2 separate regions of the Mus musculus genome follow, and region 1 is linked to region 2. Evidence: chromatin loops called from intact Hi-C (ENCODE). Cell type or tissue: heart. All regions are shown on one strand.

Region 1 (8,000 bases), 490 kb before region 2:
AGATGCTAATCCTTTTATCTACGATGTAGTTGGGATGGCTAGAGAAGGGAGTAGCTGCAAACCATGGTGTGCCCAGGTACCAGTCTGGCTCCTTAGCACAGAGGACAATGTGATGAACATAAGAGCTCACATGCTGAGGGACCGGAGGCAACTTGGGTTGCAAAGCTAGGAGAGAAAGAAGACAGTTGCCCAAAATCTGTCTTATTCCTCAGTTGAGGAGCAAGTGTTTTATGTTTTTAATTGTGTGTACATGTGTTGGTAAATGCGTACAGTATGTAAGGGTACCTGTGGATACCAGAGGTATAGATTCCCTTGCAGCTGGGGTTATTGGTGACTTCAGCCCCCAAGAGCAAGGGGCTTTTTAAGTCAAAGTACAAGGAAGTGGGAACAAAGGAGTGTAAATGAAATCAAGAAGTTATTTTTGAATTTCAGGCAGCAAGCATACCAGGATTGGCTGCTGACATGAGCTGAACCTCCCAGGAAATAGTTTCCATTATCAATAACACCCTCAAACTGGCTAATGACTTTCCTCCACCTTCATGCAAGAATGCAAGATGCTTAAAAGCTGTTTGTGTTTCTGCATTCCGTGAAACTACCTGGGAGCTACAGTGTTAGCAAGCTTCTACGCTCTAGCAATGTTTCTGTGAACACAGAAAAGGTTATAATTACTATGAACTGCCAATTTACCCTTCAGGTCCCCTGTGTCAATGGTGCTGTTAGTTATGAAAGAAAAACATGTAGATTTTGTCTTTCTTGAGGGGAAAAATCTATACTTCCAAAGTTTGAGAGCCCAGCATTATCTTGTGCTGGACCCAATAATTCAGAAAGAGTATAGAGAGGTGACTAGACTTTTGATAGATCTGTGGCAAATTAGTGGGTAGCAAATACCCGATGAAGAAAATTCCTAGGAAGTTTCAGCACCTTTCCCCACTGTTAGCTCAGAAACACTAAGTAAGGAGCCTAGTGCTTGCCTCTTACTCCTGGTACTAAATCCTCTTCTCTTCTTACCAGGGCCGCCACAATTGCAGGACAGAAGAATATTGATTTCACAGGAAGTAGGAGATGGCTACTCCTGCAGGAAGGAAGGGGCCCCGACCCTGCTGGCTATGAAAACAGGAAACCATCCAGGCTGGTCTTGAATTTACTATTTAGCACAAATTGGTCTTGATTTCATCATCTTCCTGCCTCTTGAATGCTAGGGACAGGAGATACTCAGAACAGATTTTTCTCCATTTGAAAGAGAACGTAGACATTAGGCTTAAGGGGGTTCATTATCAAGCATTGAGCCCTGTGGTGGGGTTGTAGCTTTGTGGGTGGAGTGCTTGCCTGGCAGTCAGGAAGCTTGGGTTCTATCCCCAGCCCTAAACAATCAGGCATGACAGTCTGTGACCACAATACCAGCACTTGGACATATGAGGCAGGGGGATCAGAAGAACAAGGTCACTCTTGGCTACTTGAGACATTTCAAAAAAAGATTTTATATGTATATATTATATATGTATATATTATATATGTACATATACACATCTATTCACAAAAGTGTGTTCATAGCTATGCATTTAATATTTTATATTTTATTGCACATTTACATGTATATCATATAAAATTAATACATTATGTTCTATTTATTTAAATATTTATAATGTATGTATTAGATGTTATATGCTTATATATAATTGTATATGCTATATTTATATCCAACATATTTACATTATTGTTTAATACACACACATATAACATATATAAATAATATAAATCTAACAGGCCTCAAGACTTTAGCACAACTGACTCCATGATGGAAGTACCATTCAGACTTTGGAACCCAGCATGGAACCAGCACCGCCTCCTAAAACTAAAGGCCTAATCCATCGAAGTCCATAATCCCAGGAAATCCCTGACTGCACTAACCTTGTGTTTTGGCTTCTTCACTTCTGGCTAACTGCTCATGTTAACTGAATGTGGCTTCTGTGCTGAAAGCTCAACCTGAGAAAGGCTCAGTGGTACACTAAGATCCCCGGCATAGTCACCACAAAGCTGATAAAGACTTTCTATTGGCTTAAACCCTTGGCTGAGCAGTCTTCTCTGTTGGATACCCCAACAGGAGCAGATAATTAGATTTTTCTCATGTTCAAATACTTAAACTGCAGCAAGAGGACATTCTGATGTGTTTCAAATTTCAGTGGCAAATAAATAGATGTGAAGGAACTTAACTTTTAAAACCATTCATTTCTGTAGGGGACAATGAATGTCTATGAACCTTCTCTCAAGATGCAGAGGCACAAAGATTCTGAATTCTAAGATTCGAAGTCTTTAAGTTTAGATACAGAGACCCTATGCCAATAAACAACAAGCAAGCAAGCAAATAAAACCAAGGGTTAGGTGTGCTTTTCTGTGATACACTGTTGCTTCCTATGCCCACACTTTTGAATTTTGTCTCCATCACTGAAAAAAAAAACAAAAAACAAAACAAAACAAAACAAAAACCCGAAACCAACCCCCCAGCATCCCCAGTGTTGGCGTTGATAACTGTAAGCCAGCCCTGTGTGTGTGTGTGTGTGTGTGTGTGTATGTGTGTGTGTATGTGTGTGTGTGTGTGTGTATGTGTGTGTGTGTGTATGTGTGTGTGTGTGTGTGTGTGTGTATGTGTGTGTGTGTGTATGTGTGTGTGTGTATGTGTGTGTGTATGTGTGTGTGTGTATGTGTGTGTGTGTATGTGTGTGTGTGTGTGTATGTGTGTGTGTGTATGTGTGTGTGTATGTGTGTGTGTGTGTGTATGTGTGTGTGTGTATGTGTGTGTGTATGTGTGTGTGTGTATGTGTGTGTGTGTATGTGTGTGTGTGTGTGTGTGTATGTGTGTGTGTATGTGTGTGTATGTGTGTGTGTGTGTGTGTGGGTCACAGGCAGAGAGTCCTGAGATCCAAACAACACAAGGGCAAGACCTTGTCTCAAAAAACAACAGTAGCAAGAAAGTACTTGCTTTGCAGAAAAAGAAGAATCAAATTATCTCGAATTTGAAGACTACAACAAAGTCTTACGATAAAGGCATATTTTTTCTTTTGACCATTTTCTTGTATACAAAGAGAAAAGATTCATCCCATAGCTGACAATTACTTAATGTAACTTCTTTGTATCCTTGCTTAAGAAGTTTTTAAAAAAGGCCTGGCAGTGGTGACTCGTGCCTTTAGTCCCAGCACTCAGGAGGCAGAGGCAGGCAGATCTCTAAGTTTGAGGCCAATCTGGTCTACAGAGTGAGTTTCAGGACACCCAGGGCTACACAGAGAAACCCTGTCTCAAGAAACCCAAAAGAAAGAAAGAAAAAAAGGAAATATAACCACTAAAGTCAGAAAAAGGGGAGTGTTTGCCAGGCGTATGACTGTGTTCTTAATCTCAACACCCAGGAGGCAGAGGCAGGGTGATCTTTTGTGAGTCCTTGTCTACATAGCCAGTTCCAAGACAGCCTGTACTACACAGTGCTACACACACCCTGTTCCCGGTCTAGAAAAGAAAATAGAGGAGTATTAAGAAAGAATATGAAGGCTCAGGATTCTGTTGTTGTAACGACGCACCAGCAACACCACAGAAGTATTATTAAAAGGAATATTGCTGTTAAACACCTTAAAATTCCATGTGTGATGATTATGCTTGCAGGCAGGCACTATGGATTCTTCGCTGTTGTTTTCTACCTTTTATTTCCATCCGCCCCGCTGAACCACGGCAGGAAACAGAAATGACCGCCAGGTTGCGCTGTAGTTCCACAGCAGTGGAATCAGGCTGGGCTCCGAGGCGTTCGTGAAGATCTGTGTGGCTGTGGTTTTTCTGCTTTTGAAGCCTGGTGGGAGGAAATATTTCACAGGAAAACAGAAAACACTTTGCTGAAAACAGTCCCAAATTTACTGTGATTTAGAGATCGGTTATTCGTGGGGGAAAAATTCAAGGGGGGGGGGGGTCCTCTGTAGCATTTCTTAGAGAAAAGGGCCTTAAACTCAGCTTTGCTGGGTGAAAGGTTATTCCTTCTGGACAAAGAAGAGACCAGACAATCCCGTTGAAAGTTAGTTTCCTATATTATCTAGTTGTTGATGGATAATACTATTTTTAAAAGTTCCAAGATAGGGTATATTTATTTTTTTTTAAAAAAACATAAACACTTCAACTTTTTTTTCCTCAAGCGTTTTCCTTCCTTCTCTTTCTTCCAAAATGTCAATATTTATGAACCAGGGGTTGTGGGAAATGTTACCTAGAACTGGAAAAGTCAGAGATTGTCTGTCCCTGGGGACTTGAGTCTGAGTGCCAGAGGGCAGTGTGTGGCTGGAGGGACATAGTCCTTCCTTCTTGGCACCCTGTGGTGAACTCTTTGAAATGGAAGAAAATGATGTTTTCTGCTTCATATGCAGACGCCTCAAGACCAGCAGTGGCTGCAAGTTTCTGTATATCATTGTGCTATAAAAACAAGCATAGTTACAGTGAAAACTGTCCCGGCAGAGCCAGTGCCTAAGGTCCACAAACCAGCATTTCTGATTACATTAGGATCTGCATAGTGTTTGTTTAGGCCACGACAAGACTCAACAAAGGCAAGCACAAATCATGGAATATTAGTAAATTGTAGTGCTTATATTTACTGTGAGGATTTTTTTCTCCCTTTAAGATGATGAGGAAATAAAGAACATTATTTTTAATCTGAATAGTTGGTTCCTTTCGCACTGCCAGTTGCTAGGTTGTGAGATAGAAATGAAGCCACAAGTAGGCAAATGTTACTCGGCAGAATAAGAAGAATCAGGATGTAGAGCTGTTACCTGAGAGTCACTAACAAAAGAAAGAAAGAAAGAAAGAAAGAAAGAAAGAAAGAAAGGAAGGAAGGAAGAGAGAGAGAAAGAAAGAAAGAAAGAAAGAACGAAAGAAAGAAAGGAAGAAAGAGAGGAAGAAAGGAAGGAAGGAAGACTTAGAAACAAAGGTCACACAGTAAAACCGCCTCTAAGATCAAGTGAAGACTCTTGCCATGGTCCCAGCCCCACCCTTGTCTTACATAAAGGTGGCCCCCCTTACTCTTTCTTTACATTTATGTCTGTAACCCTTTGCCTCTTAAATATTTAAGTCTCCGGGTATCTGTTCTCTAATCACTAATCATGATTTTTTTCCCTTTGTTCTATGTGCTTTAGCAGTTTTTATTTAGCTTGCTTTATTTTTAAATGTCCCACCAAAACACTTAACTGGTATCCAAAAAGCTTGCTGTATAAATAGTGAGATAAAAATTCATAGAACATTTTATTTTCCTAGGTCAGGAAGTGATTGCCTTGTTTCATTTTTGGAAAAGAATGACAAGAGAATCACTGAGATTAACAGAGAAGCAGAAGTCCCTGCTTCTTGGAGAAGCGAAGAGCTCTCCAGAAGACACTCCACTTCCTAAACACATGTCCCTCCAGTGTGACCAGCTTATTGTGGACAGTTTCCTCTCACTTGTCACAGGCTGCCACTGTTTGCTGTTCTAGTCCCCAGCTTCATTTTCCTCATCTGTAAAGGATGGAAACATTTAGCCCAGAGCTGTGGAGACCATGGAATTTGTAACAGACTCGGTCCTTAGCGTGCCCTAATGTCCTGTGTATGTTTGCTCTTCTGACTTTTCCTCATTGGTAGAAAAACAAGAAACAAACGCAATTTTATCTCTCTATATACCTTTTTAAGTATCAACATGAAACTTGGGTCGTAACTTGTACAGTAGTAGCTAATGTTTCCAGCGTGTGCCTTCTTTTGTATACGGGTGGTGGTGGAGCTTGGGTTCACTGTTCCATAACTAGTCAGCCACTCTGAGAATGAGGATGGATCCATCCCTCACACCCAACAGCTTTGCATCCAGGGACAAAAGCTGCAAGCCTTTGATTATGGTCAGAAGGATGGAGTTTGACTCATACCTCTGTCCTGTGGGAAGAATGACATTCTGAACTGCCAGCCACTTTGTAAGATTTCTATCAGCTGGAGGCTTTCCCATAAAGAACAGTGACATACCATTGCCCTCTCCCTTGGGGAGTTAATTCACGTGGTCTGTGTTTAATTTAAAAAAAAATTTAAGATGTATATTTTATATGTGTGATGTGAGTGTTTTGCTCAAATGCATGTATGGGCAACCACATGCATGCCCAGTGCCTGGGGAGGTCAGAAGAGATGTCAGACCTGGAGCTGATGTACAGGCTATGAGCTGCATGTGGGTTCTGAGAATCAAACCCAGATCCTTGGTAAGAGTAACTGCTCTCAAGCTCTGACCTCTGCTTCAGAGTCCTTTGAAAACAGCACTGTGATCTCTGACACTGCACACTCTCACTCCTGAGTGTGCTGTACATCACCCTACAATCAAGTCTGTCTTCTACACTCTGCCCCATGCGTCAAAGTGATCCCAAGGACCTGGAGCTGGAAGGAAGCCGAGGGCATCCCAGCAACATTTCATGGGTTGCACCTCCAGCCTCAAGACGGTTCTCGTCTCACCCAGTCACACACATGCTAAACAGAATTAGTACTGAGAACAAGCCTCGGAACTCACACTTGGGGATTCTATTGTATGTTAATATATTTTGTCCATGTGCATATGTATATTTGTGTTTAATTTGTGATTAATTTATCATTGTTTTAGGATTTATATAAACCCTATGTTTATATGTATTAGCTGTGCATAGACTATGACTTGGTTTTGATATATTATATGTTTTAAGGATGCATTTGAAGGTTTTCTATTTCTGTTCAGTCCAAAAATGGAGTTACTACATAAAATTGGATTCTACATTAAGCTGAAAAAGAGCCAACTCCCTTTAGCCAACTACCAATGATATAGTGTGTGAAACTCAAGCAAGGTTAAAAATAGCCCGTTTTTCTTAGGAAATAAAAACCCATATATTCAAATTAATGGCATCTTTTCGAGGAGTTGCTTTGGAAGGTTAGACACTTCTTTTAACAGGTCTGCTGCTGTTCCAGATTTTTTAGGGGCTTCTTTTGGAATTAGTTTTAGTATTTGCTAAGGAATCCTGTTAACCATGCAACCACAGTCCAGCACCTGAAAAACTGAGGCACAAGGAGCTTCAAGCCAACCTGGACTACAGACCATGCCTCTGTCTCTGTCTCTGCCTCTGTCTACTCCTCTCCATGTCCACCTCTCCCTTCCCCCATGTCCCCTTTCTCTTCCCTCTTTCATAAACACCCCTGTACTCACACTCACATGCACATATCCACACAAAGAAACAGAGAAATAAAAACAAAAAACAAAAAAAGTGAAGCTGGGTCTGATTGTATCAGTCTTCTTATATTTAGGCTAAGTGATTTTATCTCTTAACTGGAGTCTAGAGATGTTCTAAAAATCCATAGCAGTTTGCTGACTGCTTTTATTGAACATCATTCATACGTGTAGACAAATTCAGGTAGACTTGTTCAAATGAAGTGGCATGGTTGGTAGTCACATCTTTTAGATGTAAATATTCATGGCATAACATGAGGGTTCTCATAAACAGATAGCTGCAATTATTTAAAAAGAAGCCATCGTGAGGTTTTCACCAGGAGTCTGCTGTATTCAGTTACAGAGTCCAGAAACTTCTGAGGGGAAAAGAACAATTCAGTCTTCCATGCCAAGACCACGCCTGTGAGGCTCCTTCACCCTCACATGGATTCAGTTAGTCACTGCACTGCCTTTGCATACGAGGAAATCTAAGCCAGTCATTGAGGGGCAAAGGTAGGAAGACTTCATTGTCCATACTGTGGAGCAGAAGCAGGAAGACAACACGAACTTGTTTGAGGAAGAATCCAGACTTGAAGATCGCAGGATCTGAGTGGTAGCAGTCAGAGAGAGGCTACATGATCTGAGTGAATTTGTGTCTGGCTATGAGTTTAAAAAGACAGAGATCAGTATTAAGAGAGAAGCTAGAAGAAAACAAGTGAAGCCCCAAGGCCTTTGCTTAATGACCTTCCTCAGACCAAATTACACTGGGGATTGCGCAGTAGCTGAGATCCGGGACATAGACTAAAGCCCC
Region 2 (8,000 bases):
TTGTGCCCGTCCATGTTTTGTGATGTGACCCTTCCCTTCCTGTCACTCATCTCCATACCTGATCAAGAACAGGGAGGTGTCCCTTTATACACAATGTTCCTTCTATACCTTAAATTAGCCTGACCTGCCACTTCTAATTTTAAGAAATGTGGTTGTATGGGGTAGAGATGAATACCGAATTTCTATGAGGCACAAAACTTTTGAACGGTTCCTGTCCTCTGTGATAGTGAGTGTTAAAAGGGAAATCTCCAAAGAGCTAATTAGTAGACAAGTGGAGCTCAGCTGAACAAAGCTGAAAAGAGACTGGGTAAGGAAAAGGACCTGGCCATGGCTGACAAAATCAAAGCCCTGACAGAGAGCTGCCAGGAACCTTGGTCTGCTGACTGACAGGGACAATATAGAAGGGAGGAAGGAAGAAGGAGAAAAAGGGAAAGAAAGAAAGAAAGAAAGAAAGAAAGAAAGAAAGAAAGAAAGAAAGAGCCCTGTGAACCTGGCAGAGAGGGTCAACTACACTGTAGCTTCTCCAAAGAACACAGAGCTCCACCCCAAGGAAGTGGCAATCTTCCAGCAGACAAAACCCAAAGGCTTCGTTTGCCTACCCCAACTCCAAAGACACGAGCCAGCTTCAAGCAATATTCATAGAGGAGATGAGAAGAGGCCCAGGAGCTTTAAAAGTAACTCAGAAAGTTCTAGGCTGTATGGAGAATGTCTTTCTGGGATAGTGGGAAGAGGACTCATTCCCAGAAAGAGCCTGGCTGCTTCTGGGGCCCCAGGTGGATGGGCGGTGAGAGATGGCTGTGGATGGGCGATGGGCGGTGGAAGATGGTTGTGGATGGGCGATGGGCGGTGGAAGATGGCTGTTTGCTTGCCTACTAGGATGGACAGCAGGAGCCCAGCAGTCAGCAAAGGGTAGTCGGGAAGAAAAGGAGTGGCCTGGAAAGAAACTTGGGCATGCATATTAAAGAGGAAGCTGAGACAAAGGCAGAGTGACAGCCAGGGGCAAGCACGTGAGAAGAACCTGCTCTGTCCCTGAGAGGTAGCTGGCCAGCTAAGAGGGAGTCCACACTTGGAGAGACCCAGGTTCAGTGTCAGCTCCTAGCCTCCACATCAGTTGGTCCACAACTGTTTTTTACTCCAGTTCCAGGGGATCTGACACTGTCTGATGGCCCCCATGGGAACCTGGGGACACACACACACACACACACACACACACACACACACTTAAAAAGTAAAAGAAATAGAATTTTCAAGATGTCCGTTATCTATGTGAACAAAAAGCTTCATTCTAAAGCTAGAAGGTAGGAGTAGAAACACAAAGATGAAAGAGTTAGGAGAAAGCCTCTGTAATACACTAAGAAAAGAGGAGAAGCCAAAGTAGGTTTGTTTATATTAGAGTTAGGCACAAATATGTCTCACTCTAAAACCCCAAGGATACAATAATTAAAAAAAAAATCTTCTGTTCACTGGCTGATCATAAAACCTTCCTTGTCTTTATGACATCCTGCCACATACATTTTTGACCTGGGACAAACTACTTTTTAGAAAGAAGCCAGGCCTAAACAATGTGCTACAGTCAGAGTGAGGGACAAACTCGAAATCCAGCTCTTAAAAAACGTCCTGCTTTGAAACTCCAGTCCTTGCAACATACATTGGGTGGTTTTCATTAACCCCAGGTAAGGTCTTAGCTCCAGCCATGTTCTTCTCCTGGTTCCATGAAAGGCTGAAATCCGAATCGTACGAACACATCACTACTTGCAGATATGACTGCAGACTGGAGGGACACCACCTCAGAGAGACACGAGCCACCAGAGCAGGTGAAAGCTTCGAGATACAGGCCAAAAGGGTTTTGTTTGTTCATTTAGATAAGAGCACATAAATATTCTTACATCCAAGGAAGATGGATTTCTATTTTCTCTCTCAGATGCCAGCTCCCATAAACAAGTAGTGCCCAACAGAGGAGCCAGAAAGGGAATCGTATGTTTTATGTTCACCATAGCAGTGCATTCAAATCCTCCCTGCACGGTAACTCTACTCCCACACAAGAACGCGGGCAAGTTCAAAATCTACCCTGTACCAAACCTGGGGCAAGGAGAGGAATAACTTTCTCTGTTAATTTATGCTTGCAATTCAATATCTACTTTTGGAAAAATGAATGTGTACCAGGAGACAGTTTTTGAATGTATGCATTCATATTTAGAGTAGAATATTGTTTAAAGCTATTTCTAAAGCATGCTGCTTAAATACTATTACAAAGCACAGCCTAGCAGATATTTTATTTTGAATTCCCCTTAATCTACATCTACAGGAAAAAGAAAATAAGAGCTTTCTGTTGTTCACTTGGAAATGAAGCTGTTAATCTGCCCACAAGAGAGCAAATTGTACATTTATTTTCTTTAGAAATGGAAACAAAAAAGATTTTTTTTTTGGAAGAGCTCTTTTCAGGTTAAACTGGGTGTGTGTTCTCTGTGACTCATGCATGACTGTGGTCTTGATCATAGCAATAACAGAGACCTGGAGAGCGAGCCTCTAATACCCAGATCGAAGAGACAACAGAGAGCAAGGCTAGCCCAGAGGCTGAGCTGGAGGAGAGCCCAGGCTGCCTCGTCATTAGATGAGAAGAGATGAGGCTGGTGAAGTGCCACAGCATAGATTGTCTGTGTTCAGGTGAGCCCACTGCCACACTGCTCCACTGTTGCACAGGGTAGGTAGGGTCTTACAGGAAGGCTGCCTGTGTGCTAAATGAGCGCTTTCCACTGAAGCTGCGTCCCAGCTCCATCACTGTTTTGACCTCAAGTGAAAACTGGCTTTTCATTACTACCCAAGTGCCATAAGTAGTGTGTGTGTGTGTGTGTGTGTGTGTGTGTGTGTGTGTGATGTGATGTGTGTGTGTGTGTGTGTGTGTGTGTGTGTGAGAGAGAGAGAGAGAGAGAGAGAGAGAGAGAGAGAGAGAAATAATAGTATAATTAAGAACTGAACAATGGCAATAAAGTCTGACATGCCAGCATGGATGGGGGAAACTTCACATGGCCTCATCTCTAGATGAAGATCTACAGGCAGTTCATAATTGCTCAGACAACAGATAATCAGCCTTCCTGGGATAAAGCCTCTAACTGGTTATCCAATAGCAAGTGGTCGGTCCTATAACTATATACATTTGAGCAACATTAAACAGACCCAATACATTGTAATTATATATTTATAAATAGTATACCTGTGAAAAGAAAATCAGAGAAAGAAGAAAAAATTCTCACTGAGAAGAATTCTCTTCTGCATCTTCTGTAGTTCTTGTCTTCAACTGACTTCACGAGACACATCAGTTTTCAAACGGGAATCAAAGTTGATTAGTGGCTCACCCCTAGCACCAACAGAGCATCCTTTGTTCTTAACAAAAGGTTCAACAGGAATACCAGAGTTCATGAAGAAGACCCAGTAAGCTTTCTGTATCCTGCTTTGTTTTCTGTTGGCTGTTGTACCTACTTGATCAACCATTTATAATGTGTCAATGAAAACCTTTGTAAATTTTGATTGACAAATACAGTTTTAAAGTGTCCCTCTCTAAGTATGTCCGTGTGTTTGCATATTGAAGTAAGTTTTTCCTGTGGTTTCCAGGAATAAGCCTGAAATATTTGCTAACAAAATGGAAGAAAGTGGAACTACGGGATGTAGCTGCAGGTTACTGAAGCTGCACATACATGACTGCAGACAGTGGGGACTCTATGAGTGCTTCTCTGCCAGTTTTGTCTAACTCTTAGCAAATAAAAAAATATTATCCACCATCTAGAGAGATGGCTCAGTGGTTAAGAGCACTGGCTGCTGTTCCAGAGGTCCTGAGTTCAATTCCCAGCACCTACATGGTGGCTCACAACCGTGTGATCTGATGCCTTCTTCTGGCAAGCAGGTGTATGTGCAGATAGAGCACTCATATACAGAAAATAAATAAATCTTAAATCAAACAGTTAAAAATCGCGTTTATCATCATTATCATCATCACTATTTATTACTATTTGTGTGTGGTGTGTGGATATAGGAATGCATGTACATAGGAGCAGACATACATAAGAACGTATGCATATGTTCTATTGATACAGTGTGGAGGTCAGAGTTCTATCTTAGGGTAGCAGCCCTCTGCTTCCCTTCTCCTTTAAGACAGTCTCTGCCTATCGGCTATCTAGCCCTCTAGCTTCAATGGATTCTCTTCTCTCCTTCTGTTTCCCAGTAGGGGGCGCTGTGGTCACAGCTGCTTGCTGTGTCAGGATTTTAATTGGGTTCTGAGAATCTAAACTCAGCCCACAGCAGCCTTTTTGCTCACTGAGCCATCGCTTGAACCCTGGCTCTCTCTTAGCATTAATGTAGCCGGGTGCACATAGCTAACAAAACAGAATACAAAGTTTTTTAGACTGCACAGAGCAACTCCACATTGACTTCCTTTAATTTTCACTTTTCTAAAGGACAACGTAGCTTTTAGTTTACAAGGAAAAGAAAAAGAAAGTCAGGACAGGGCATAGTTCAGTAAAAGATCTTGTGTGTGGTGCTGGACTTGATCTTCCACAATCATCATCTTCACTATCATCATCATCATCATCATCATCATCATCATCATCTACCTCCACAATAAAACGACTACTACGACGACGACGATGATGATGGTGATGATGATGATGATGGTGATGGTGATGATGGTGATGGTGATGGTGATGATGGTGATGATAAATCACCAGCAGTAAAATCCATTACCTATCCTGTGATAATTTTAATATCCTTGGGGAAATTCACTAGAAGTTCTATGATGCTCTTCTGGTGCCCTGAAGTGCCAGTGTGCCTGGGCTTTGTCTTAGGGTACCTCAGTCCATCCTTTCCACTGGAGAAGCTGGTATAATCGCCTCTCCTTCCTTCTTCTATTCCATTAACACAATTTGGCAGCAGAGGAAAATGATGTTGCTGCTGTGATTGCTGGCAGCTTGCTTTGGGGGTCTGTAAGGTGGCTGTAGCCTCAGTGGAGTTCAGTGCAGACTCTGTTTGCCTGGTTATCAAAACACATTTACAGAACCACAGGAAGCTAAACAAACAAACAAACAAACAAACAAACAAAACAAAAAAACCCAAATCCATGAAGTCAGTGCAAGAAATGACAAGAACTTTTCCCCACATAGTTTTAGATTTAGGGCTCCTACATTTTCACAGTGGAATAAGTCAGAAAAAGCAACCTGTAAAGAGAATGCTTCTAACACAGCTAGTTCCGTCGTTACAGCCTAAGCTAAGCCAGCCACACTTAAAAGGATTTGCTTTCTTTAGTGGTATTTGTTCCCCTGTACATACAAAACAGGTGAGTATGATTCTATAGCATTATATTTTTAGTTTTACAGAACTAAAGAAAACAAAGGTCTTGATCATAAACCTGTTCAAGTTAACTTGAAGAACCAGATTGAATGAAATCTAGTAGTTTTCTGAGACTCGCTGAATTCAGCTCCGTGCTGTTCATGGAGGAAAGAATTAACAAGAATGTTCTCCCTGCAAAAATGGTGGTCAAATTAGTGTTTTCGTTCTAGTTCAGTTATAACAACATCACAGAAACTGTGAAGGCCAGGTGTATAAAAATGGCAGAAACAGTTGTCTAATAAGGTAATAAAAGATTAAAATTTAGTTTATTTAACTTCAAATCTTATCTCTAAAATGCTTGTGGAAACTATTGCTTTGGAATAAGTTTTGTCTAAATACATTAAATAGTCTGTCACTTTTGGATCTACAGTATCTTCTGTGTGTGTGTGTGTGTAGGTGTGTGCGTGTGAGTGTGTGAGTGAGTGCAAGGGTATTTGTGAGTGTGTGTGTGAGTGTATGTAAGTGTGTGTGTGAGTGTGTGTGTGTGTGTGTGAGTGTATGTAAGTGTGTGTGGGTGTGTGTGAGTGTGTGTGAGTGCAAGGGTATTTGTGAATGTGTGTATGTGTGTGTGTGTGAGTGTGTGTGTGAGTGTGTTAAATAGGTAGGTAGGTAGATAGATAGATAGATAGATAGATAGATAGATAGATAGATAGATAGACAGATAGATAGATATCATCCATTTAGCCTGAAAATAATTTAAAATGTTCCTACTGTGATGATTTGAATAGGAAAGATTCCCATAGACTCATGTGTTTGAACCTGGTCACCAGGGAGCGTCACCATTAGGAGGTATGGTCTTATTGGAGGAAGTGTGTCATTGAGGTTGGGCTTTGAGGTTTCAAATATTCAAGCCTGGGGCTGGAGAGACGTCTCAGTGGTTAAGAGCACTGGCTGCTTTTCCAGAGGTCTTGAGTTTGATTCCCAGCAACCACATGATGGCTCACAACCATCCGTGATGGGATCTGATGCCCTCTTCTGCAGTTTCTGAAGAGAGCAACACTGTGTTCAAATGTTCAAGCCTGGCCTACCCTTCCTTCCTTCCTTCCTTCCTTCCTTCCTTCCTTCCTTCCTTCTTTCCTTCCTTCCTGATGATTCAGATGTACAACTCTAAGCTACTTCTCTAGCACCATGTCTGCCTGCATGTCACCATGCTTTCTGTCATGATGACAATGGACTAAACTTCTGAACTGTAAGCCAGCCCCAGTTAAAGATCTCCCTTTATAAGAGTTGCTGTGGTCATGGTGTCTCTTCACAGCAAAAGAAATCCTAAGACACCTATCAAATGAGGGTTTTCTAAACAATTTTGGTATATAATTCTATATACTATATGTTACACACACACACACACACACACACACACACACACACACACACACATAATGGGATGAATAACTTCTGGTTCATCTTCTTAAGCCAGGATTTGTATGTCCCCAGTCACTGTTAAATTATATGACATAACCTCTGTTCTCATCCACTGCTAAGTTATACAGACATAACCAGTGTTGACTTCCTTCAGTATATGTCTCTGACCTAAATACAACATTTTCCCTCTTTTGTCAGTTTTATCTTTCAGTAATATGTTATTATGTTTTTCATACAGAATATTACCATCATTTTCTTGGAGTTGTTTTCCACTGCTGACTAATAGTGATGGCCAGTGTCCTAGGGCTCCAGTGAGAAGCATGGAGCCGCTGCTGCATCTGTGCAGGGACATTAAAGTGATCACAGAATAGGTGATTGCTGCTGCCGCCGGTGCTTTATTTATGCATTTATGTATGTTCAACATATTTTATAGATATACACATACTGTGATAATCAAAAATTTTAGCAGCTAATTTGATGTAGACATCAACCAGTCAGGGAACATGGCTGTTGGATATATCAATAAGGATACCAACTAAATATTTGGTTTAGCTACTCTGCCTAAATACCAACTGAATGAATACTAACTCTATTCATACAGATTTCCCAAAGTGAACTAACTCATTGTGGAAAATATGTGTATCAACAACAACAAAGAAACTTCTGTTGAATTTAGTGTTTGTGTGTTTATGAAGGTATATCTTTTTTTCTCTCTCTCTGTTGTTATGATAAAATACTCCAACAAAAAAAGCAATTTAGAGGAGAGAGGGTTTATTTTGCCTTATAGTTCCAGAGTCTACTGTGGCACTGAACATATGACAATAGGCAGGAAAGACTTGGTAGAAGGAACAGCAAGCTGGTTGGCTATTAGAGTGCACCCCCAAACAAGGCAGGGAGAGGAGAGAAGGAGAGGGAGGGAGAGAGAGAGAGAGAGAGAGAGAGAGAGAGAGAGAGAGAGAGAGAGAGAGAAGCCAGGCTCAATGCTCACCCTAACCCCTGTGATGGACTGCAACAGAACTCCATCTCCTTAAGTTTCCATAACCTTCACAACTGCGCCACCAGCTGGGGACCAAGGGTTCAAGCACCTGATCCTGTAGGGACACTGACCATCTGACTCACAGCAGTACCTGCACACGTGTCTGTGTGCATGCACATGGGGATGTAGACTTTTAAGACATTTCTTCAACATACATCACTCCAAAAGCCATGACTGGGATAGCACAAGGTGTTAGAATAGTCCTTGAAAGGTATTTAAGATATTA

The links. Hi-C counts contacts between places; a loop is a spot of excess contacts. Peaks named below come from ENCODE experiments on the same cell type or tissue, not always from the same donor. Only the 100,000 strongest peaks of a DNase experiment are listed, where the experiment ranks them.
Region 1: a loop joins it to region 2, with 2.8 times the contacts of the local background. A loop is called at or near these places in 3 of 42 quality-filtered maps.

What each region holds. Positions count from the first base shown.
Region 1 is chr8:77,626,595-77,634,594 of GRCm38, forward strand. It overlaps 1700092C02Rik (RIKEN cDNA 1700092C02 gene), which reads left to right. Exons shown (of 3, transcript NR_045467.1): 2 at 1,012-1,128; 3 at 2,236-2,363. Among named protein-coding and RNA genes, the nearest start is that of 4933431K23Rik, 5.3 kb to the right of the region's middle. In heart, a CTCF peak has its summit at 3,736; no DNase peak of the experiment used is centred here; H3K27ac peaks cover 528 bases.
Region 2 is chr8:78,120,221-78,128,220 of GRCm38, forward strand. No RefSeq gene overlaps it. Among named protein-coding and RNA genes, the nearest start is that of Gm6360, 52 kb to the left of the region's middle. In heart, CTCF peaks have their summits at 4,221 (motif pointing right) and 7,830 (motif pointing left); no DNase peak of the experiment used is centred here.